3 separate regions of the Mus musculus genome follow, and all the other regions are linked to region 2. Evidence: chromatin loops called from intact Hi-C (ENCODE). Cell type or tissue: left cerebral cortex. All regions are shown on one strand. Region 1 has its middle 18 kb from the start of Cldn4. Region 2 holds the start of Tmem270 (transmembrane protein 270). Region 3 has its middle 11 kb from the start of Mlxipl.

Region 1 (8,000 bases), 59 kb after region 2:
CTTTGCAGCCACAAAAATGAAATCTGGAAGGGCTAGAGAGACAGAGGTTAAAAGCACTTGTTGTTCTTCCTCATTCAGTTCTCAACTCCCACATCACAGCTCACAACCAGGTTGGAACTCCAGCTCCACTGGATCCAAGGCCCTCTTCTGGTCCCCAAGGACACACAGCTTACCCAAAGGCACATAAATGAAGCAAAACCTATCCAGGCTTGGCAGTGGATGCCTTTGATCCCAGGGCTTGGGAAATAGAGGCAGGTGGATCTCTGAGTTTGGGATAAGCCTGGTCTACAGAACAAGTTCTAGGACAGCCAGGGCTACACAGAAAAACTCCGTCTTGGAAAAAACAAAACAAGGACAGGCAAGTATGGCCCTGGACAGGAGCCACAGACTATCAATGGGAAGGTATCATAAATTTCAAGCTACTACCTAATTCACTTATTAGTCAGCTGTCTTCTCCTGCCAGCGCATAAGTGCCAGGAGGGCAGAAGCCTGTGTTTATTTCCTGTGCTTCATAACTGGATCTGATAACACACACATTGCATCCTACCTGCTTTGTAGACTGAGGCACTAGGATCAACAAATCACAGCTACCGGGGACAAGAGAGAGCTTTCGATGCCAACCTGTGCAACTTAGACCTGTCCCAAAATGTAAAGCTGGCCAAGGAATGTGGCACAGGGCTATAGCCCCTGCCTAGAATCCCTCAGGGTGGGGCTGGGGACGTGGCTTAGTGGTAGAGCCCCTGCCTAGAATACCCCAGTGAGGGGCTGGGGGCGTGGCTCAGTGGTAGAGCCCCTGCCTAGAATCCCCCAGGGAGGGGCTGGGGGCGTGGCTCAGTGGTAGAGCTCCTGCCTAGAATCCCCCAGGGAGGAGCTGGGGGCGTGGCTCAGTGGTAGAGCTCCTGCCTAGAATCCCCCAGGGAGGGGCTGGGGGCGTGGCTCAGTGGTAGAGCTCCTGCCTAGAATCCCCCAGGGAGGGGCTGGGGGCATGGCTCAGTGGTAGAGCCCCTGCCTAGAATCCTCTAGTGAGGGGCTGGGCCCGTGGCTCAGTGGTAGAGCCCCTGCCTAGAATCCCCCAGGGAGGGGCTGGGGGCGTGGCTCAGTGGTAGAGCACCTGCCTAGCTTTTGCAAAACTCTGTTTCTCTCCTTAACAATAAAAGGGAGAAGGAGAAAGACACCAGAACACAGTAGAGGCACATAGGAGGACTTTACTGATATCCCGTGTTCTCAGATGGCTACAGCCTCCTCTTGCTTGTTCCCTTCCTAGTGGAAAAATCTCCCCCTCATCGGTCCTGTTGGCACTCTTCCTCCCCAGTGCTGGGATTGTTGGCCTGGCCACCACGCTCCAGCTCATTTGATTTTCTTTTTTCTTTTCTTTTCTTTTTGTTTTTTTTGTTTGTTTTGCAATCCTAGGGATTACATTTAGGAGCTTTAGTACAGAAGGAAAGTGTTCTACTACTGAGCTACACCCGGTATTGTAAGTAGTTTATACTGGAAAGTTGTCATTTATTATTTGAGCTCGCTTAGAAGCTGGCTCTGAGCTGGACACAGTGGTTCATAGCTTTAAACCCAGAACTCTGGGGGCGGTGGCAGGGGGGGGGGCGGTGGTGGCGCACGCCTTTAATCCCAGCACTTGGGAGGCAGAGGCAGGCGGATTTCTGAGTTCAAGGCCAGCCTGTTCTACAAAGTGAGTTCTAGGACAGCCAGGGCTATACAGAGAAACCCTGTCTCGGAAAAACAAAACAAAACAAACAAACAAACAAACAGAACTCTGAAGGCAGAGGCAAATGAATCTCTACGAGTTCGAGGTCGACCTGGTCTAAAAGGTAAGCTCAGGACCTTTTCTCAAGCAGCAGCAACAATTTGAAGCTGCCTCTACCAGCAGGCCAACCTACCACTTTTTTGGAGGAGGGATGAGGGAGTTGGAGACAGGGTTTCTCTGTGTAGACCAGGCTGGCCTCAAACTCAGAAATCTGCGGGTCTCTTCCTCCCAAGTGCTGGGATTAAAGGCGTGTGCTATCGCCACGGGACTAGCCCTCACTTTGGACTAAAACAAGTTTATGTCAAGTGGCCTCCAATGTCTGTGCCTTGCCCCTGTCTATCGCTGCCCCTTTAGGGAGAGGGAACAATAGCTAATCATCCCCCAAAGTTGAAACCCAGTATCTTTAACAATGGCTGGAAAGGAAACATTGTTGCCAATGGTTATCCCAAGGTATGAAAAATGCTACAGTGGGAGAGAGAGAAACCTCAAGCTCGGCCCCAGGGGAACTCCAGCTCACTGCCTCAAGCCTCCCTGTCAGTTTCTGCAGAATGCTGTGACTTCCTGATGACGTCACCCCTTTGGGCTGCTAATTTCTTTTTACTTGGAAGTGTTCTCTCCCCGCCCGCCCCCTCCTGCCTACTCAGGGAAATATTGCACTCTGGCTGGGCCTCTAAGGTATCCGGAACTTCAGTTGACTGCCTCAAAGGGACATCCCTGGATTTCTGATGGATGTTTGTAAGCCTCCAGGTTTAATTCTGTTTCGCTACCACACTCCCCGTTAAACATGCCCAATCCCAATGCTTAGAACATTTTATTTTTAAGATTTACTTTATATATATATATGAGTACACTGTCTCTGTCTTCATACACACCAGAAGAGGGCATTAGATCCCATTACAGATGGTTGTGAGCCACCATGTGGTTGCTGGGATTTGAATTCAGGACCTTCGGAAGAGCAGTCGGTCCTCTTAACCGCTGAGCCATCTCTCCAGCCCTGAATATTTTTTATTTTATATGAGTGAGTGTTTTGCCTGCATGCATGTCTAGGCACCAAGAGTATACAACACCTGCGGAAGATGGTGTTGCTGGGCTAGGGAATTTCTAGTAAAGTAGAAATACAAGGCCCCAAGGAAAGACCTCAGGGGACTGAAGACATGGCTCAGCAGTTAAGACCACACAGTGCTCTTACAGGGGACCTGAATTTGTTCCCAGCACTCATGTCAGACAGCTTACAACCACCTGCAATTTGAGCTTTAGGGAATCCAATGATCTTGTCTCATCTCTGTAGGTCCTGCACCCACCCTCGGACACACAAATGTACATACATTTTAAAAACTGAGCCAGGCGGTGGTGGCACATACCTTTAGTCCCAGCAATCGAGAGGCAGAAGCAGACCAAGCTCTGGGAATTAGAGACCAGCCTGGTCTCCGTAGTGAGATCCAGGATAGCCAGAGCTATGTAATAAGATGGGTCTTATAAATAGATGAATGGATGGATAGATAGATAGATAGATAGATAGATAGATAGATAGAGGGGCCATAGAAATGGTTTAGTGATTAAGAGCACCAGATACTCTTTCAGAAAACTTGGGTTCAAGTGTCAGCACCCACATGGAGGCTCACAATTCTGTTTAACTCCAGTTGCAAGGGATCTAGTGCCCTCTTCTGTCCTCCAAGGGCCCTTGGCACACACCACCTGGTGCAAGACATAAATGCAAGCAAAGAGGCAGAGGGATTTCTCAGTTAGAGGCCAGCCTGGTCTACAAAGTGAGTTCCAGGACAGCCAGGGCTATACAGAGAAACCCTGTCTTGAAAAACCAATAAATACATACATACATACATACATACATACATACATACATACATACATAAATGCAAGCAAAACATCTATACCTATAAAATTGAAAATACAACAAAAGTACATTTAAATGTAGGTTATGTCTTTTAAAAATAGGGATGGAACTGGGCAGTGATCACACATGCCTTTAATCCCCACACTCAGGAGACAGGTGGATATCTGAGTTTAAGGACAGCCTGGTCTACAGAGTGAGTTCTCAGACAGCCAAGGCTACACAGAGAAATGTCTCAAAAAGGGGCAAGGCAGGTATTGGGATATGCCTCAGCAATAGAATGCCTACCTAGCTCTCATGAGACCCTTGCTTTAGTCACCACTACCACCAAACAAATAAAAAATTTTGAGACAGCATCTCACTATTTAGACCTGGATGATCTGGAACTCACTATGTAGACCAAACTGGACTTGAACTCTTAGAGACCCAGAGTCAGGGTGTGTGTGGTGGTGGTGGGATGGCGGGGCTTTAAAGGTGTGTGCCACTACTCCAGGCAAATTTAAAATCTTAAAACAAAGAAACTCCAGTCGGGGCATCACTACCTCCTGTCCCAGGCCACTCTTTTCACATCAGCCTCAACTCTCTGTCCAGCAGCAATCTCTAGCTCCGCGGCTAGATTAGCCCTGAGCCTGCAATAGCTCTTGCTAGCGTCGCCCTCTTCTGTTTGCTAGTGGGAACTGCATCCATAAAGTGTCCAACAAGGTTTGATAGAAAATTTGAAAATCTCAAACAACACTGGAAGGAGAGGCACCGGGCGTTAGAACAGGTTGCTAAGGCACCTACAAATTGACTGCGCATGTAGAGAACTACGGGTGGGTTTCTTTTTACATTTGCAAAATATTAACAGTTGTGGAATACTGGAGATCTGAATCTGTCCTGCCCCGGGTTCGCGCTGACCGGCAGGATAACTAGACGAGGTCCAGTGCACCTTAGGAGCCTGCGGAGAGAGCAGCAAGTGTAGCCGAGTTGTGACATAGTCTGAGAAGGCCACTCTGGGGCAGGAGTATGAGGTCCCAGGAGACTGAATGGCAAGAAGGGCCTGTCCATTCCTGGTGGGGAGCTGTGGACCTAGGCTCAAGAACACCCCTTAGTGGAGGTGAGCGTTCCTGCAGCTTGGCCCACTTGCGCGCGCGCGAGCGCGCGTGCGTGTGTGTGTGTGTGTGTGTGTGTGTGTGTGTGTGTGTGTGTGTGGTGTGCATGCCATGACACGCATGTAGAGGTCAGAAAACAACCTACTGCAGTTTTCTTCTTTCACCTTGTGATTTCTGGGAACTGAACCCGGTCTTAGCTGCAAGCCCCTTCACGTGCGGAGGCACTTCACTGCTCCCCGGCACACAACGACACCACCTCTGCTTGGTCTTGTGGAAATACTGCCACCCTGAGGACCTAGCTTCAAAGAGTCCTCCCAGGCCGGTCCTGATGTAGTCTGTCTGAGGATAAGTGTGCGCCTTAGTGGCGGAAAGGAAAGAGGAACTGTTTGAGCCACTAGGAGGGCTGTAAAATTACGTATCGGCCCAGCAGCTCCACCCCTTAAAAGACGGAGACCCTGCCCACATGCTGGAGATGGATGGAGAGCCCCACCTATAGATTCACTTCAGGACCCGAAGCTCCGCCCACACTCTCACCTTTGCCTCATCTAGACACTAGATGGCCTTGCCAACATTCTCCTAATGGATTTGATAGGCCTGCTTGCAATATTGTCAAAAACATGGCTTACTTACATACAGGGAAACTCCGCCCACAGGGATACTTTGGCATGGATGGCCCCGCCCACATGCTCACCTAGGAAAAGCCACTGAAAGCAAACTGGGCCAGCTAACCTTACTCTGAAACACCAGCACCCATAAAGTTCTTGACTACAGTTCCTGAAGATGTGAAGTCCACGTTCTGACCTCTGCCAGCACACCAGGCACGCACGCTATGCACATCACATATATACAGGCAACACTCACATAAATGAAACCAAATTAATCTTTTAAAAAAGGGAGAAAACCCTGGCCTCACACGAGGCCCATTCACCAAGCCCCCTGCTTCTTCACCCCTTCAAGCCATCTCCCCGAAATTCCCCAGGGAGAATGAAAGCTCCGCAGCGAAAGAGACTGCGATTTCGCTAGGGGAAAAAGGAGCCCAGGGGGACGAAGAAGGGGGTTAGAGTGGGCCAAGGAATTCAGGGATCTAGTCTGGGACCAGGACGTTCCCTTGACTAGGCAACCAGGCAGCCCCCAGGCTGGGTTACACTGGATCTGGCCGAGACCGGAAGAAAGATCTCTTGGGCAGGGCCTGTTTACGACTTAGTGAAACCTAGCCCTGGGGAGAGAGAAGTTTCTCCCGAGGGGGAGGGGGAGGCAGGTGTGACTCACCCCTCCCTCACCTGATCTATGACACCTAAGAGCCTACCTGGGAATTACCCCAGAGTAGCGCACCAACCAGGTTTGACTGAGAGAAAAACCGATTCCACCCTGACCTGGCCGCTCTCACCTCGCACCTTCCCAATGTACCCCCCCACGGGAGAGTCAGGTCACACCCAGAACTATGGACTTTCTGGGTGAGAATACAACACCCTGTCACGCAAGAACAAGGCCCATCTGCTTTAGACTCAGTTTGCACAGGGCACAAGCAGGAGGAAGGCAACATACAGTAGGCACACGCAGTGTAAGCACACAGTGGGGCAGGCAGCATGCAGGAGGTTCAGTATTCAGAAGACACGCGCAAGGGTCAGGGAATGTGCAGGAAGTGCAAGGGTCAGGGAATGTGCAGGAAGTGCAATCGGCGGGAGGTCTAGGTGCTCACTACCCTGCTGTAAAGGACAGACACCAGGAAACTTAACAAAAACCCGGCTTCCACACTAGGCCCACTCACTAACTCACGCCCGTCTGCCCCAACCTGTTTTACTTCTCAAATAGCCCTAAGAGGTCCAGGAAGCTGGAAGGAGAAACCTGAGCCCTAGGGCAGCAGAGAGAGAGGGAACCATCAACTGATTAGAGCCAGGTAGACCCTCTCCAAGAACCCTAAGAGGAAAGCCACGGCCGACCGCAGAAGTCTCCGTGACACCCGTGATAATCCAGAGGGTGAAATATCACACGATGCCCCTGGATCTGCCCTCGGGCTTTGCCCTTTGCTGATGGTTGGGGTCCTTTGAGTTTTGTTGCCGGTTTAGTTTGGTTTGGGTTTTTTCATGGCAGGTGTGTAACCCTGGCCATCCTGGAACTTGCTCTGTAGACCAGGCTGGCCTCAAACTTAGAGACTGGCCTGTCTCTGCTGGGATTAAAAAACTAAGTCACCACTGCCCAGCCGTTTGTTGTTTGTTTGTTTGTTTGTTTGTTTGTTAATGCTGGGGTTTGAACCCTGAACCCAGAGCTTCTCACCTGTTGGCCAAGAGCTCTAACTCTCAGCTCCACTCCAGCAACGTGCACAACTTGTGTGTGTGTGTGTGGTCAGATTCAAAAGTAATAATAAAAAATAAGAATCAGCCAAGCTTAATGGCACACACCTTTGATCCCAGCACTTGGGAGGTGGATCTCTGTGCTCCTAAGCCAGTGTGGTCTACATAGAGTGTTCCAAGACAGCCAGGGCTATGTAGAGAGGCTCTGCTTCAAAAACCAAACCAAACCAAAATGGAATAGTAAAAATGAAGGGGGCTAAGGATGTGTCTGCACACAGGAGACCCTGGCTCTCACTCCCAGCAGTGCTGACTGTGGTGTGGCACACCTGCAATCCCAGCAGCCAACAGATAGGGTCAAGAGGATTAGAACTCCAGATTGCGCCAGGCAGAGGTGGTAGTTGATGTGATTTTTATAAAATTCGGTATGATATGGCGGGAGGGGTGCCTTAGTGGGCCAGTGATGAGGCATTCCCCTGAGGTCAGCCCTAGGATAGGTCTAGTATAAAAGGAAGTTTATTTGGGACCTGGGAAGGGGGTCTGGAAGAGGGAGTAGAGGCAGAGAAAGAAAGGGACAGAGAAGGACAGAAAGAGAGAGGAGAGAGAGAGAAGGGAAGAGGCTGGCCAGGAACATATGGGGGGAGAGAAAAGAAAAAGATAGGGAGGGAGAGGGGAAGAGAAAGAGAGGAACAAGAGAGAGAGAGAGAGAGAGAGAGAGGGAGAGAGAGGGAGAGAGAGAGAGAGAGAGAGAGAGAGAGAGAAAAGGAAGCCCAAACAGTCCTTATAGTCCTTATACACCTGTCTCTTACCTGGCCATTGCTAGGTAACTGTTGGGTGGAGCCTAGAGGAAATGCTAACAGTGGTGGTGCTGGTGGCGCCCATCTTTCATCCCAGCACTCAGGAGCAGGTAGATCTCTGAATTTGAGGCCTGCCTGGTCTACAGAGCAAGTACTAGGCTGTCCCTAGGACAGCCAGGGCTACACAGAGAAATGCTGTCTTGAAACACAACAACA
Region 2 (8,000 bases):
TAAGTGGCCCCCAGGACCTTCCCATGGCCAGTACTGACCAGCTGTGGCCACACCCAAAGTCCCCAAGCTCATCAGCCTGCATCCCTGTTAACCCACCTGACTGGGCAGCCAGCCCAGACTAAAGTGATGGGCTTTCTGCATCAGCTTCCAGGTTAGCAGCAGCAGCAGCAAAGCTACCAGCATCAGGCTGTGCAGGCAGGATAGAAACAGGTCCCTGAAGGTGGCTGGAGACAGACCGAGAGGTTCACAGACACAGAGATGCCCCAGGGCCAACCTCACAGTACGAGTGCAGCACAGCCCGACTCTGTATGCCAGCCTGGGTCCCCAGAGCAGCAGCCACATGGGGACCCACAGCAATGTTAGTCCAGCTCGAAGGGCCAAACTCAGAGCACAGGTTATGATGACTTCCGGAAGCTGGCGGGCCTGGTCACTGCCTGAACCCCGGGCTTCCTGGGCCAGCCCCAACACCCAGTGCTGAAAGATGGCCATCTTCAGGAGCAGAAAGCGGTACAAGTGAGTGCGGTTCTGGATCAGCTGTAGGAAGATGGGGACACCAGTGTCACCAACCTGGGTGAAACCCAACCAGTGCTTTAGAGATAGGGGTTGCTCGGTCATTGTGAGCTGTCTCAATTCACTTGTGATACACAGGAATAGTCTCTCATTCATTCATTCATTCATTCATTCATTCATTTGATTTTGGTTTCTTTCGAGACATGGTCTCTCAAGGTAATCCTGGCTATTTTGGAGATTGCTATGTGGATAAAGCTGGCCTTGAACTCACAGAGATCCTCCTGCCTTTACCTCTTGAGTGCTAAGATTAAAGGCATGTGCTACCATGCCCTGCCTATAATCTTTTTTCTCCCTCTGTGTAGCCCTGGCTGTCTTGGAACAAGACCAGGCTGACCTTGAACTCAGAGATCTACCTGCCTCTACCTCCAAAGATTTTTTTTAAGAGTGACTTTTTTTTTAATGTATGTAAGCATGCTGTTGCAGATCAGAACCCATTACAGATAGTTGTGAGCCACCTTGTGGTTGCTGGGAATTGAACTCAGGACCTCTGGAAGAAGAGTCAGTGCTCTTAACTGCTGAGCCATCTCTCCTGCCCCGTAAGAGTGACTTTTAAGCATGGGGATGGAGCTTGGCTGTGGTGTGCTTGTCTAACATGCATGAAACCCTGGGTTCAAGCCCCAGCTCTTCATAAAACCAAGAGAGGTGTTGCATGCCTGTAGTCTCAGCACTTTGCAGGTAGGAGCAGAGGGATCTAGTGTCCAAGCTCCTCTGGCTATATAGGAAGTTCAAAACTAACCTCATCTACATGAAACCAAACAAATGAACGAGCATAGAGTGCTCAGTGGCTCAAGTTCTCACCCCACGAGCGTGGTGACCTCAGTCTGACCCCAGAACCACGGAAAGGGAAGAGGAGAGAACCAATGTCCCCAAATCATCCTCTGACTTCCACATAAGTGCTGTGGCAAGCAAGCACCCACCAAACACATCACACACAATAATAATGATTAATAAAAATTAAAAACTCATAAGTAGAGATGATCTCCCCTCTAATTAACTCTGTGAAATTCGAATGCAGGGCTGGCTGACTTCTCCCAAATACCTGGGCTTGCCTAGAATCCTGGTTGCCCTTGGCATGAGGGAATCTGGGCATATAGGTATCATTAAGGACAGGGAGATGTAGAGACATGGGAGAGGGGTGGCGGATTTAATGTGAGACCTACTGTGACAGAGAGAAGGAGAGACAGATTTCCAGGTCTCTCATCTGAGTGGCAGATTGTTCAAGGTGTCTTCTATTCACCAGGAAGTGGGATAAGTTGCGGGGGAGATAAAGTTGTAATTGAGAATTCCTCAATGAAGAGTGTGCCTCTCTGGTAGAGCATAAGCCTCCAGCCCAGAGGTGACAGAGATGATCAACCTGGTACCCTATATCCATGGGAATCTCAGGGTCAATGTACATCTGAAGGACCAGGATAGGAAGCCAGGCCTGGTGCACATGACTGCTCTTGAACAGAGGTCAAGAGTTCAAGGCTAGCCTGGGCTATACAGTGAGTTTTGGAACTAGCCTGGGCTACGTGGTGAGTTTGAGGACCACATAGTAAGACAGCAGGGGAGGTGAGGAGGTATAGATGGAGAAGGAGGAAGAGGAGGAGAAGGAAGAGGAGCAGGAGGAAGAAGAGGAAAAGGAGGAAGAAGAAGAGGAGGAGGAAGAAGAAGAGGAGGAGGAAGAGGAGGAGGAGAGTACTTGCTGGTGAAGCATGAGGATCAGAGAGTTCTGGTCTCAGCACCCACATAATAAAACAGAGCAGGCATGACCCAGTGCATGTATGCCTCAGGACACACATGGCCCAGTGCATGTATGGCTCAGGACACACATGGCCCAGTGCATGTATGGCTCAGGACACACATGGCCCAGTGCATGTATGCCACAGGACACACAAGGCCCAGTGCATGTATGGCTCAGGACACACGTGGCCCAGTGCATGTATGCCTCAGGACACACATGGCCGAGTGCTGGTATACCTCAGGACACACATGGCCCAGTGCATGTATGGCTCAGGACACACATGGCCCAGTGCATGTATGCTCAGGACACACATGGCCCAGTGCATGTATGGCTCAGGACACACATGACCCAGTGCATGTATGCCTCAGGACACACATGGCCCAGTGCATGTATGGCTCAGGACACACATGGCCCAGCATGTATGCCTCAGGACACACATGGCACAGTGCATGTATGCCTCAGGACACACATGGCCCAGTGCATGTATGCCTCAGGACACACATGACCCAGTGTATGTATGGCTCAGGACACACATGGCCCAGTGCATGTATGGCTCAGGACACACATGACCCAGTGCATGTATGCCTCAGGACACACATGGCCCAGCATGTATGCCTCAGGACACACATTACCCAGTGCATGTATGGCTCAGGACACACATGGCCCAGTGCATGTATGCCTCAGGACACACGTGGCCCAGCATGTATGCCTCAGGACACACATGGTCCAGTGCACGTATGGCTCAGGACACACATGGCCCAGTGCATGTATGCCTCAGGACACACGTGGCCCAGTGCATGTATGCCTCAGGACACACAAGGCCCAGTGCATGTATGGCTCAGGACACACATGGCCCAGTGCATGTATGCCTCAGGACACACATGGCCCAGTGCATGTATGGCTCAGGACACACGTGGCCCAGTGCATGTATGGCTCAGGACACACATGGCCCAGCATGTATGACTCAGGACACACGTGGCCCAGTGCATGTATGACTCAGGACACACGTGGCCCAGTGCATGCATGCAACCTCAGTACTGAAGGTATTTTTGAAGACAGGAGGATATCTGTGGCTTGCAAAGCTGCTGGACAAAATAAAATGAATAAACAAATGTATCAACTCCAAGTTCCAAGAATCAAAGAAATAAGGGAGAGGGAGGGGGGAGGGAGGGAGAAGGGAAAGAGAGGGAAAGAGAGAGCACCCTCCTCTGGCTTCTATGTGCACACACAGGCATTTACACACATGTATATACATCATACCCACACCCACATACATGCACACTAAACAGAAAGGAGAGAAAGAAAGAGAGGAGGCCAGGGAGGGAGAAGGGCAGGGGTGAGGAAAGGAAAGGGAATGTAGGCCAATGAGATTGCTCAACAGGTAAAGGCACTGTCTGCCAAGCCTGCGGCCTGAGTTCAATCCCCAGGACCCACATGGTGGAAGGAGAGGACACACACACACACACTATTTATAGACATAAATATATAATCTTTTTAAGGGAAAGAAATGAAGGGCTAGGAATAATAATGTACATCTTTAGTCTCAGCACAGGGGAGGCAGAGGCAGGCAAATCTCTGAGTTCAAGGTTAGCCTGGTCTACATAGAAAGTACCAGGACACCAGGGCTACATAATAGACCCTTATCTTAAACACACACACACACACACACACACACACATACACACGGAAGAGAGAAGAGAAAGGAAGGGGGAGAGGAGGAGAAGGAAACAAGATTGCGGATAGACAGCTATGCCACAGCACTTGGGAGATGGGGCTCTCAGGACTTGACTGTTTATTCCTTGGTGGCTGGGAATGGCTGAATCTCTCCAGGTCCCCTCTCCATACCCTGCTTACCAGTGCAGAGAGCCTCCCAGCCCGCAGAAGAATTCTGAGAAGGCCAGATCTGACCCGGGGAGCGGCCTCCATGTCTGGCCTCCACCCATTCCTCCAGCCAGGAGAGGCAGGGTGACCTCACAGATGCCACAGGGTGGGGGTCCAGTTGCCATGGGGACCCAGTTGCCACATGACACACTACCCTTTGCCATAGCTCCCTTTACCTGCTCCTCTGAGGTCAAGTCTGGCTCCATGGTCATCACAGATGTCTAGCCTTAGGATCAATTGTCTACCTACTATCGGGAAAAAACTCAGAGCCCATTTCAGAATCGCCTAGTTTACCGCCAGATGTGGGGGTTGAGTGGTAGGGAGATAGGGATGTAGAGAAAGAAGAACAAAATGAAGGAGGGAGGAGATGGGCTCTCTATGGCCTTACTTTCCAAGTTGGACCGCAAGGGTAGCAGTGTTGCCATAGGAGAAGCCTCAGTTTAGCATCCTCAACTGAGACCCCTCTGTCCTCACCGCCCCCCCCCCAGGCCTCTTTCTCTGTCCCTTCCCTCTCCCCATCAGTTTCAGGCTGAAGAACCAGTGTGCAGTCTTGCAGTTTCCCCATTCAGAGGAGCAGGGATGACCAGCTGGGAGTACAAAGGAATCAGTGTACGCTGCCTTGCACCACGCCAGGGGGCGCCATTCTGCTTTCCTCCCTGGAGAAGCGTGCTCACATCCCCAGAACAAGACCTAAAAGAGCTCCGAGCAGGTGCAGTACCGCGATGCGGTCGCGTGAGGGCAGAAGACACCGCAGGGGCGAGCAGGGCGCTTGACAGGCAGGATAAAGTTTCTCATTTTGCAAGGCTGATTTCCTGGTAACAACCTCCTGGAAACACCTGAGAGAGCTCCCTGTGCATTTCCAGTCAATGCCTGGGTTACAAGAAGGGAACCACCCGGAGATAATGAGACTCACAGTCTTCCTTTTATTTAACCCTCTTGTTAATATGTGCAGAACTCGGGATTGAAAACGGGGCTTTGCAAGCCATGCAACCCCACCTGGCCTCCATTTCTCCGTGTCTCTAAGGCAAACTTCCGAGTCTTCTGCCCCGCGTCCTGCTATTTCCAGTTTTTTAACGTGACTTTTTTTTTTTTTAATTTCTGTGGCTTGGAAAAAGCTGGATTTAAAAAAAAAAGATTTATTTATTTATTATATGTAAGTTCACATGCCATTAATACTCGGGAGGCAGTGGCAGGTGGATCTCTGGGTTCAAAACCAGCCTGGTCTACATAGTGAGTTCCAAGACAGCCAGGGCTACACAGAGAAACCTTGCCTTGAAAAAATGAGAGGGAGGGAGGGAGGGAGAGAGAGAGAGGTTGAGAGAGAGAGAGAGAGACCGACCCTGTCTCAAAAAGAAAGAAAAGGAAAAGAAATCAAATACCTGGCCAGTTGGTAAAGCACTTGCTGTCAAGACTGTTGACCTGAGTTTGGCCCCAGACCAGAGATACACACAGTATAAGGAGAGAATCGATTCTGCTGGAATTTGGAGGTGGTAAAGTACGTGGCTAACAGGTGCAAGACTGAGTTCCACGTCCAACACAGAAAAGAAAAACAAGAAAAGAAAAGAAAGAGATCAGAGGTGGAGGTTAAAGAACTTAACACCAACCCTGATCAGTTTAGCCCCATCCCCAGAACACACATGGTGGAAAAGTAGAAACTATTGCCCCAAGTTGTCTTCTGGCCTCCACAGGCAAGACCCTTGTCATGTGTGCACTCACACCACAGGAAGAAAGAAGAAAAGAAAAGAAGGAAGGGAGAGAGGGAGGGAAAGAGGGAGGAAGAAAAAGAAAGAGAAGCTTAAAAATTTTTTTTAAAACAAAGGACCTGATGAAGCACAGAAGCAAAGAAAGTTAACAAAAGGAACCAAAAGAGCCATGAGGTTTGTGCAAACATAGTCCAGTCTCATTAGTAGTCAGGGGGAAATGTGAATCAAAGACACACCAAGATGCTATCTCCCCTTCCTTAGCAAAAAACAAAAGAATCAGGGCACATCGTGCACCAGTGACTTTACAGGGCAAATTGAAATTTATGCAGAGCCCAGAGCCTGATGCAGGATCTTAAAGATCCATACAGGAAATGATCATGCAAATGCTGCCCATGAACACATGGACAACTAAAACTAGAAATAGACCAAGAGCTGAATGGTTGGCTCAGTGGTAGAGCTCCTGCCTAGAATCCCCCAGGGAGGGGGCTGGAAGATTCAACCTTCCATACATTTGCTCTAATTTCTACTGATCCTACTTCACAACCCCCATTGGCAAAAGGACCCCTTACGGAAACGTCTGCTCGTGAGTAAAGATAAGTGCAGAGCTGCAGACGGGTCTTTCCATCAGTAAAGAGATGGATAAATAAAATTGGAAACTCCCTTTGAGGGATGACTTAAGGTTGGCTGGAATAAATGAAATCTGTTCGGGTTGACGTAGAAAAGTCTGGAAAACAAGATTAAGTGAAAAGAGAAAGCTCCAAGGAGCTACCTGTAGTGTGACAGCATTAATATATGTTTGCCAGGCTCAGGGGACTCAGGAACTCCCACCCAACCAGGGACACAATCCTGGTTTGCACTTGCACCCGGGAGTGGACCTTGTGCTCCAACACTCCCCACCCCAATCACACCCAGCTACAGCTTGACCCCTAGGAGTTCTGACACACCCAGGCTCACAGGAAATGCAGAGACAAGACAAAAACAGAACAACAACAACAACAAAAACAAAACAAACAAACAAAAAACATGGAGCAGAGACTGAAGAAAGGCCATCCAGAGACTGCCCCACCTAGGGATCCATCCTACCTACAGACACCAAACCCCAACTTCACTGCTGATGCCAAGAAGTGCTTGCTGACAGCAGCCTGGCATGGCCGTTCCCTGAGAGGCTCTGCCAGACCCTGGCCAGTACAGATGCAGATACTAACATCCAACCATCGGACTGAGCCCAGGGACCCTAGTGGAAAAGTTAGGGGAAGGACTAAAGGAGCTGAAGAGGATTGCAACCCCATAGGAAAAACAATATCAACTAACAGTCTCTGGACTCAGTGGTTAAGAGCACTGAATGCTCTTCCAGAGGTCCTGAGTCCAAATCTCAGCAACCATATAGTGGTTGACAACCATCTGTAATGAGATCTGGTGCTCTCTTCTGGTGTGTCTGAAGACAGCTACAGTGTACTCATATAATAAATAGACAGACAGACAGACAGATAGATCTTTTTGAAAGATTTTGAAGAGAGAGAGAGATTGAAATTTAGACCAGGGATGTAGCTCAGTTGGTAAAATGATGGCCCAGCCTGCACAAAGCCCTGGGTTTGGTCCTCTCAGCCCTGTATAAACCAGATGTAGTGGCCCGTGCTTGTAATTCCTACCCATGCTCCAGAGACGAGGCAGAGGCAGGAGGCAGAGGCGGGAGGCAGAGAGAGAGGCAGAGAGGGAGGCAGAGAGGCAGAGAGGGGCAGAGGCCAGGGAGTTCAAAGTCATCCTTGACTACACATTGAGTCTGAGGTCAGCGTGGGCAACCATTAGACCACCCGGAAGATGAGATGGAAGCTAAGTGGGGGGAAGAGACCCAGGCAGAGGGGAAACGATCAGGAAGCAAGAGAAGACAAACCAGAAGAAGGAAAATGGGACACAGGGCACAACAGTCTGCAATGGGATCCGATGCCCTCGTCTGGTCCGAAGAAATCGACAGTGTACTCACATACACTAAATAATAAACTAATTAATATTTTAAAAAATAAGAGTTGCCATGGTCATAGTGTCTTTTCACAGCAATGGAAATCCTAAGCCTGGATGTTTAAAACAAAAATCCCTGAATAAACTCAACTCTTTCCAAATGCTGT
Region 3 (8,000 bases), 190 kb after region 2:
ACACAGCCTAGAAGCAGCAGAACTGGGATACGAACCCCGGTAGCCTGATCACAGTGCTGTTCTCTGCTTCCTCTGCTGCCTCAGACTCTTCTATTTTCTTCTCCTGGCTTCCTTCCATCCAGCTGTGCCTGTACATTATAGGCAAGTAAGTGTCCACTCTGCCTTGGCAGGCTGTGTAGGCTAAGACCCTGTCCTGGGTCAGGTCCTGAGTGTCCAGAAGCCACATACCTGCCTCTTCTATCTTACCTCCGCTCTCCCCATCTGTCTTAAGCCTGAGACTCCAACAGGGTGGCTCACGCCTGCCTCTCTTCTCTTTGAAGCTGGTGATGCTGACATTAGAAGAGAGGGTCCCTACCTACCCACCTGGAGAGGGTCCCCACCCACCCACTAGGGCTCGGAACACAACATCCCCAGAGCTAGCTGTGACACTGATAGATCCTGATGCCCCTCCTTGGCGAGCCCAGGACAGAGGTTCAAGTTCACAGTCTCAGAGTCACTGCCTACTGGATGGCTCTGGGGGTCACCTCAACTTATGTCTCACAATCAGCTGCTGGGTGTGTGACTCCTGATAAGAGATTTGTCCCGGAGATCTGTTTTCTCTCTTGGCCCAGGGACCTGATGCCTTAGCATAGCTGTTGTGAAGCACTGATCCCAGAGCGGACAGGGCTGACACTCCAGGCAGAGGAAAAGCTGTGGCCTGTCCCCGCTGACTTTGGAGACCTTTTCCATCCCTACGTCCCTTTGAGAAATCTGTCAGACTTCTAGGTCCTTATTTCCAAGTTCTATCATGCCTTTATTGTTGTTGTTGTTTACATTTTAATCTCTTGGTGTGTGATGTGTGTGTGCACGCACATGGTGGTCAGAGGACAACTCTCTGGAGTTTCTCTCTCCATCACGCAGTCCCAGGGATTGAACTCGGATCATTAGACTTAGCAGCAGGTGCCTTTACCTGCTGATTCGCCCTATTTAACTTTTTGCATCAACACTATAAAGTAAATGGCACATCGTGTGCATCATAGGCTTACCCACCAAGAAGGCAGAACCAGCCTCCCAAGCCGCTGAGCTGCTCCTATGAGAGTGCTCCTTCTCGCTGCTCCCGTGGAGTGCTCCTTCTTGTGCAATGGAGCCCACGGCCATGCAGTGGGAAAGTGTCTCAGTTGTGCACTCCGTACCAGGGAGCCCTGAACCGTATAGACCCATAGCTCCTCAACGGCTGTGCCTGACGCTGCTCTTCCCCAAGTAGATGGTGACTGTAGATAGAGTAACTTTGTCAATCACCTTATGCCCCGAGATTCTCCATTTTCTTCTCAGCAACGTGCACAGAACCTGCCCAGGCATGTGGGGGAGGCTGGAGATAATGTATGTCTTCTGGTAATGTCCAAATCAAGAGGCTGCACTATAGAACATACCTGCTGAGTGACATCAACCTTTCCACCCGGAAAATGGGCAGATTGTAACCATAGTTTCTACACTGAACCTTCTGCATCTCAGCCTTTCTTTTCCTCTTTGTCTCCATCTCTCCATTTTCTGTCTTCATTTCCTTCCTGTCTCATAGGCTTACCCGCCAAGAAGTCTCCTGTCTCTTTACTTCCCTTGTCTGTCTTTCTGCCTCTCTAGTTTTATCTTTGTCTTTGTTTTTCTCTCTCTGTTTTGTGTCTGTCTGTCTTTGCTCTCTGTTTCTTTCTCTGTATATCACTCTCCATCTCTGTCTGTCTCTGTCTCTCTCTCTCTTTCTCCCTCTCTCTCTTTGAGACAGGGTTTCTCTGTGTAGCCCTGGCTGCCCTGGAACTTACTCTGTAGACCAGGCTGGCCTCAGACTCAGAATCTCCGGAGTGCTGAGATTAAAGGTGTATGCCCCCGCTACCTGGCAGGTCCCTCTTTTTTTTTTTTTTTTTTGGTTTTTCCGAGACAGGGTTTCTCTGTGTAGCCCTGGCTGTCCTGGAACTCACTTTGTAGACCAGGCTGGCCTCGAACTCAGAAATCCGCCTGCCTCTGCCTCCCGAGTGCTGGGATTAAAGGCATGTGCCACCATGCCCGGCTCCTCTTTTTAAAAAATCTGCCTCTCTCATCTTTCCCTGTCTCTTTCTCCTCTCCCCTATGTCTCTCTTGGTCTTTCTGTTCCTTCCCTCTTTTTTCTCATCCGTCTTTCTCACCTCTCTGTCTTTTTCTTTTCTTTCTGGCTTCCTTTTTGAGACGTTGCTTGTTCCCTGGGGAGCGAATGCCACAAGGGACTTAAGGCTGGTTTGCATCCCTTGCCTACTTTCTCTGCTGGCCCAACCTGCCAGACTTCCTTGCCAACAGGGGATGAGCCCCATCCTTCCATTTCCTCTCCCAGAGCCAGGCCAGGTTTCCCAGCTTGCCTGCCTCACTGCTGGGGGTGCAGGGCGGGGTGGGGGCGACCAGCAGGTACCCACTGTTCCACTCAGCCTCAGCCTTACCTGGACTCATCTGGCACACAATACTGGTCAGAAGAAACTTAAAAAGCAGGTCCCCAGTAGCCCCATGAGAGATGCACAGTACTGCCAGATGGAACATGTATGGAATTGGGGCAAGGACACTGTTATTTTTATTATTTACATTGTAAACAGCGGTTCTTAACACTGGGTTGAGACCCCTTTGGATGTTGACTGACCTTTTCCCAGGGGCCGCCTAAAACCATAGGGAAACACAGGTATTTAATTACAATTCATAACAGTAGCCAAATTACAGTTATGAAGAAGCAACAAAAATAATTTTATGGTTGTGGTTGGGGGTCTCTACAACATGAGGAACTGTATTAAAGGATCAAAGCATTATGAAGGTGGTGAACCAGTGGTCTACAGGGTTTTGCTGCGAAGTTCTGTCTGGCTTTGAACTCATAGAGGTCTGCCTCCAAAGTGCTGGCATTAAAGGTATTTGGCACCGTGCACAGCAAGTTGTTGTTTAAAGATTTATTTTTGTTGGGTGTAAATCCCAGCACTCAGGAAGCAGAGGCACACAGACCAATTGAAGCGTTCTGTGTGCATATGAATGTGCGGGTGTCCTCGGAGGTCAGGATAGGGTGTTTGAGCCCTTGGAGCTGGGGTTGCAGGTAACCAAGGGTGCGGGGGAACTGAACTCAGGTCCTCTGCAAGAGCAGTCCAAGGTCTTAACCACTGAGCCATCTCTCTAGCCTTCATCAGTGTGTGGTTTTGTCTCTTGTCTTTTTTTTTTTTTTTTTTTTTTCTTGGTGCTGGTGACTGAACTGTACCACTGAGCTACAACCACAGCCCCTGATTAGTTACTTATCTGTTTGTGTTGGGGTGATTTTTTTCTTTTGGTGTTTTGTTTTGTTTTGAGGCCCTGGCCTCAGACTCACTGTGTAGCTGAAGCTGGCCTTGAACTCCCAACCCTCTTGTCCCAGGTGTATGCCCCAGGTGTATGCCATAGGTGTATGCCCCAGGTGTATGCCCCAGGTGTATGTCCCAGGTGTATGCCCCAGGTATATGCCCCAGGTGTATGCTAACACGTTTAGCTTCCCGTTCTCTAAGATATTTCCAGACAGGATCTTCAGTTGCCCAGGTTAGTGTGTAGAACTCACTGTGTAGCCTAGGCTGGCCTGGAGTGGACGGTCTTGGCTTTCTCAGTGCTGGGATTGCAAGCGTATGCCAGCACAGCAGGCTTGGCCTGAACTTGTGTGGTTTAGATGACTGAGGTTGTGGTCCGGAGGTTTGATTAGACTGACTGACAGGTCTGCAGGCAGCTGCCATGTTTGTAACGGGAGCATGCTTTTGTTTTCTAAGGTTGCTGGTGACCCCAGAGAGTTTAAACATGTGTGCTAGGTAGCAGAAACTGAGGCAAAGAATTGGCTTTCCTTTTCTTTTCTTTTTTCTTCCCTCCCTCCCTTCCTCCCTCCCTCCCTGTCTTCCTCCTTCCCTCCCTCCCTGCCTCCCTCCTTCCCTGCCTCCCTCCCTGTCTCCCTCCCTTCTTCTCATTTGAAACAAGGCCTCACTGCTTAGCTCATGCTGTCCTGAAACTTGCTCTGTAGACCAGGCTGGCCTCCAACTCACAGAGATCCACCTGCCTCTGCCTCCTAAGTATTAGGACCAAAAGCATGTGCCATTATACCCGGCTGAAAAGGTTAAATTTTCAACAACTCTTCCACTAACTTCTAGGGAAGGAAAAAGAACTGGAGGTTGAGTTCAATCCCTGTATCTGACAGTTTTTCGTTCCTGTAACAAAATACCAGGACTTCTAACGTTATAGAGAAAAAAGGCCCGGGCTGAGAATGTGGGTCAGCTGGTCGAATGTTTGCCTAATATGCACAAAGCTAAGAGTCCCATTCCCAGCACCATCTAAAGTCGTTGTTGTGGCACACACTTACAGCCTTAGCACTCAAGAGACAGAAGGAAGAGGATTGTCATGAGTTTGAGGCTAGCCTGGGCTATATAGTAGCTTTCATTTGCAGACTACCTGGGTCTAAAATAACATTCTGGGGTTGTGTTTTTGGTTTTGTTCCTTTCTTGCTTGCTTGCTTGCCTGCCTGCCTGCCTTCTTTCCTTCGCCTGTATGTAGGATATGTATGTGTGTGTGTGTGTGTGTGTGTGTGTGTGCGCACACACACACACATGCACACACAGTTGAACACAATGGGGAGGGGGTGCACACTTGGAGGTTAGAGTACAGCTTTTGTGGAGTTGTTCTCTTTTGCCTTTTCATGGGTTCTGGGAATCAAACTCGAACTTCCAGGTTTGCGAGGCAACTTTGCCAGCTGACCAATCTTACTGCTCAAAGAAGGAAAAATTTCCACCCTCCTCATATTATTGGTGTATAACTATAGTGATTAAAAACTGTAATTCAGGGAAATAAATCATATTCAAGCCCAGCAGTCACCAAAGACTTAGTCATCCACAGTTGTATAATACAGCCTCCATCAAAACCACTGTTCCAGCTGGGCAGTGGTTCGTGTCTTTAATCCCAGCACCTGGGAGGCAGAGGCAGGTGGATCTTTGAGTTTGAGACCAACCTGGTCTACAGAGTGAGTTCAGGGACAGCCAGGGCTACGCAGAGAAATTCTATCTTGAAAAACCAAAAATCGGGGCTGGCGAGATGGCTCAGTGGTTAAGAGTACCGACTGCTCTTCCAAAGGTCCCGAGTTCAAATCCCACCAACCACATGGGATTTGAACCCACATCCATCCGTAACGAAATCTGATGCCCTCTTCTGGAGTATCTGAGGACAGCTACAGTGTACTTACATATAATAAATAAACAAATCTTAAAAAAAAAAAAAAAAAAAAAGAAAAACCAAAAATCACCACCAGCATCACCACCACCAACACCACCAGCAACAACAAAAAACCCAACTAACTCTACAGTAGGGCTCAGTGCATAAAGTGCTTGCCTTCCATCACTGACATTGCATGGGTGTCGGTGTAGTGGTGCTGGCACGATCCTGGCACTGGGGAAGAGGAGAGGGAAAGATCCAGAATTCCAGCCTGAGTTATATGATGTTCTGTTTCCAAAAAACGAAAGAAAAATTAAAAAGCAACATCCAGATATACCCCAGCACTCAGGAGGCAGAGGCAGGTGGACCTCTGTGAGTTTGAGATCAGTCTGGGCTATATAGTGACCTGTACATATACCCTGTCTTTCTTTTAAAACTCAATCAACCTAACTGCCCATCTGTCTGTCTGTCTGTCCACCCATCTATCTGTCTGTCTATCTATCTATCTATCTATCTATCTATCTATCTATCCATCCATCCATCCATCCATCCATCCACCCACCCACCCACCTATCTAACTATCTATCTATCTATCTATCTATCTATCTATCTATCTATCTATCTGTCTAGTGTGTGTGGTATGTGTGTGTGTGATGTTGGGAATAGGCATTCTCCATGCTAAATACTCTATTTCTGAGCTACCCTCCAACGTCTTGGGCTAGCATACAATCTCCTGAGCACCCCTCTCAGCTTTCCTGAGATAAGTCCCTTGTGTGGGTGTGGGTGTTTGGGTAGCAAGTAAATGAAGAACAGAAGAATAAATACACTGGATGTGTGCAAATGCCTGCAGGTCTAGTATTCAGGAAGTAGAGGCAACGGAAAACTTTAAATGGGAGGGCAGGTGAATGTACACATGGGAATATGGAATGACATGTAAAGAAATTGACTGTAGGAGATTGGTGGATAAACAGGAAGATGAAGCCAGGTGAGGTCCACACATCTGTGGTTCCAGCACTCAGGAGGCTTAGGCAGGGGAGACAGACAGACAGAAGGACACACACACACACACACACACACACACAATGAGTATGATTGGCAGCTGTGTTGGATGGGTCAGTGGATAGGTGGGTGGACAGTTGGGTAGGTGGATGGATGGAGACATGACAGATGTGGATAGACAATAGATGGTAGATGATTGATAATTGGGGGATGGCTAGATAAATAGGTAAATTGTTGGTGTTCAGGAATCTCCACACAAACCATACAAACACTGATCTCAGCTAAGCAAGAGCAGTTTATGGAACGTTCCCCTTAATCCTTACCAAACCAGGGACATAGCTCAGAGTAGGGTCTCGGACTATGTCACCAAACATCTCTCAGAGCAGGCTTATAAAGGAAAAAACGAACAAACCACAAAACCCACAATGAGTTCATATGCAGGTACAGGAAGTGCAGCCCACTGGTCAGCTCTGACTCAAGATATTTTAGACATACAGCTCATATTGACCTTGAACTTGGTGGGTCCTACGTGAAGCTTTGTGGAATTTTTCAAGATTAACAAACTTTAACAAACAAACTCCCTCCCTCTCAGAGCACAGAAATGGACAGGAAGCAGTTTGCATGGACAGCCATTGTATAAAATGTGTGACCAATGTGATTGTTAATTGTGTGGCAGTAGCTTTGCTGTTGCTGCTGGTTTGAGGCCGAGGCTCACTATGTAGCCTCCAGCTCACATTCATGCCTCAGTCTGCCAAGTGGGGAAATTAACATTCCATCACTTATGTAGCCCAGGCTGCCCTTGCACTTGCTACGTAGTCTAGGCTAACCTTGAACTTCTGGTCCTCCCGCCTCCTCCTTCTGAGTGTTGGGATTAAAGGTGTGCATCACCTTGTCCGCGTTGATGTGGCCCAGGGAATCAAACACAATTTTGTGCATTCCAGGCAAGCATACCACAAACTGAACCAAATCCCCGCCCCAGGTTCATTTTTTTTATTAGATATTGTCTTTATTTACTCCAGGTTCATTTTTCTTTTTTTCTTTTTTGAGACCAGGTTTCTTTGTGTAGACCCGCCTATTCTCGAATTCACTCTGTAGACTAGGGTGGCCTGAACTCAGAAATTAACCTGCCTCTGCCTCTCTAGTGCTGGGATTAAAAGCATGCGCCACCACCTGGCTTCTCATAGTTTGATAGAAAAATTAGATATTTGTTACAAAAATTCGTCCAATATGACTTTCTTTCTTTGACATATTTACATATATGTCATATCAATGTATGGGAGATCAGAGGACAACTTGCAGGAGTCAGTTCTCCCATCCACCATGTGGGTCCTGGGCATTGAACTCAGGTTGGCTGAGTTTGCAGCAAGCTCCTTTTACCTGCTGAGTCACCTGGCCTACATTTACCAGTGACTTTCAAACTCAGTCATGCAGGGGCTCAAAGCTCACATCTAGACAAGGAAGTGGCTTCCCTCCTTGATACTAGTTAGTCACATAGCTAAGTCTCTCTGTCTCTGTCTCTCTCTACAGACTTTCATCCTTAGTCCCAGCTGCTTTGGAATTTACTATGTTGCTTAGAATGCCCCCAAGTCTCAGCAATCCTCCTGCTTCAGCCTCCCACATGCTGAGATTAGAAGCATGAGTTGTTATGCCATTAGTCTTCTTAGCTACATAAGGCCAGGCTTTTCGACAGGTAGTAGTGTCGGTGCACACCTTTATCCCAGGACTCAGGAGGCAGAGGCAGGTGGTTCTCTGAATCTGAGGCCAGTCTGATATACAGAGCGAGTTCCAGGACAGCTAGGGCTAGAGAGAAATCCTGT

Evidence for each region. A loop is a pair of places that touch in the nucleus more often than their neighbours do. Peaks named below come from ENCODE experiments on the same cell type or tissue, not always from the same donor. Only the 100,000 strongest peaks of a DNase experiment are listed, where the experiment ranks them.
Region 1: a loop joins it to region 2, with 8 times the contacts of the local background. A loop is called at or near these places in 30 of 42 quality-filtered maps.
Region 3: a loop joins it to region 2, with 2.4 times the contacts of the local background. A loop is called at or near these places in 3 of 42 quality-filtered maps.

The regions. Positions count from the first base shown.
Region 1 is chr5:134,961,428-134,969,427 of GRCm38, forward strand. No RefSeq gene overlaps it. Among named protein-coding and RNA genes, the nearest start is that of Cldn4, 18 kb to the left of the region's middle. In left cerebral cortex, CTCF peaks have their summits at 4,281 (motif pointing left) and 4,978; DNase peaks (open chromatin) are centred at 2,359, 4,265, 4,621, 5,036 and 1 more place; H3K4me3 peaks cover 240 bases.
Region 2 is chr5:134,902,481-134,910,480 of GRCm38, forward strand. Tmem270 (transmembrane protein 270) reads right to left here and starts at 4,253. Exons shown (of 3, transcript NM_194065.3): 1 at 4,148-4,253; 2 at 97-534. The coding sequence starts at 4,219. In left cerebral cortex, CTCF peaks have their summits at 4,857 (motif pointing right) and 5,060; a DNase peak (open chromatin) is centred at 4,865.
Region 3 is chr5:135,091,762-135,099,761 of GRCm38, forward strand. It overlaps a transcript of Mlxipl not described here. Among named protein-coding and RNA genes, the nearest start is that of Mlxipl, 11 kb to the right of the region's middle. In left cerebral cortex, no CTCF peak of the experiment used is centred here; no DNase peak of the experiment used is centred here.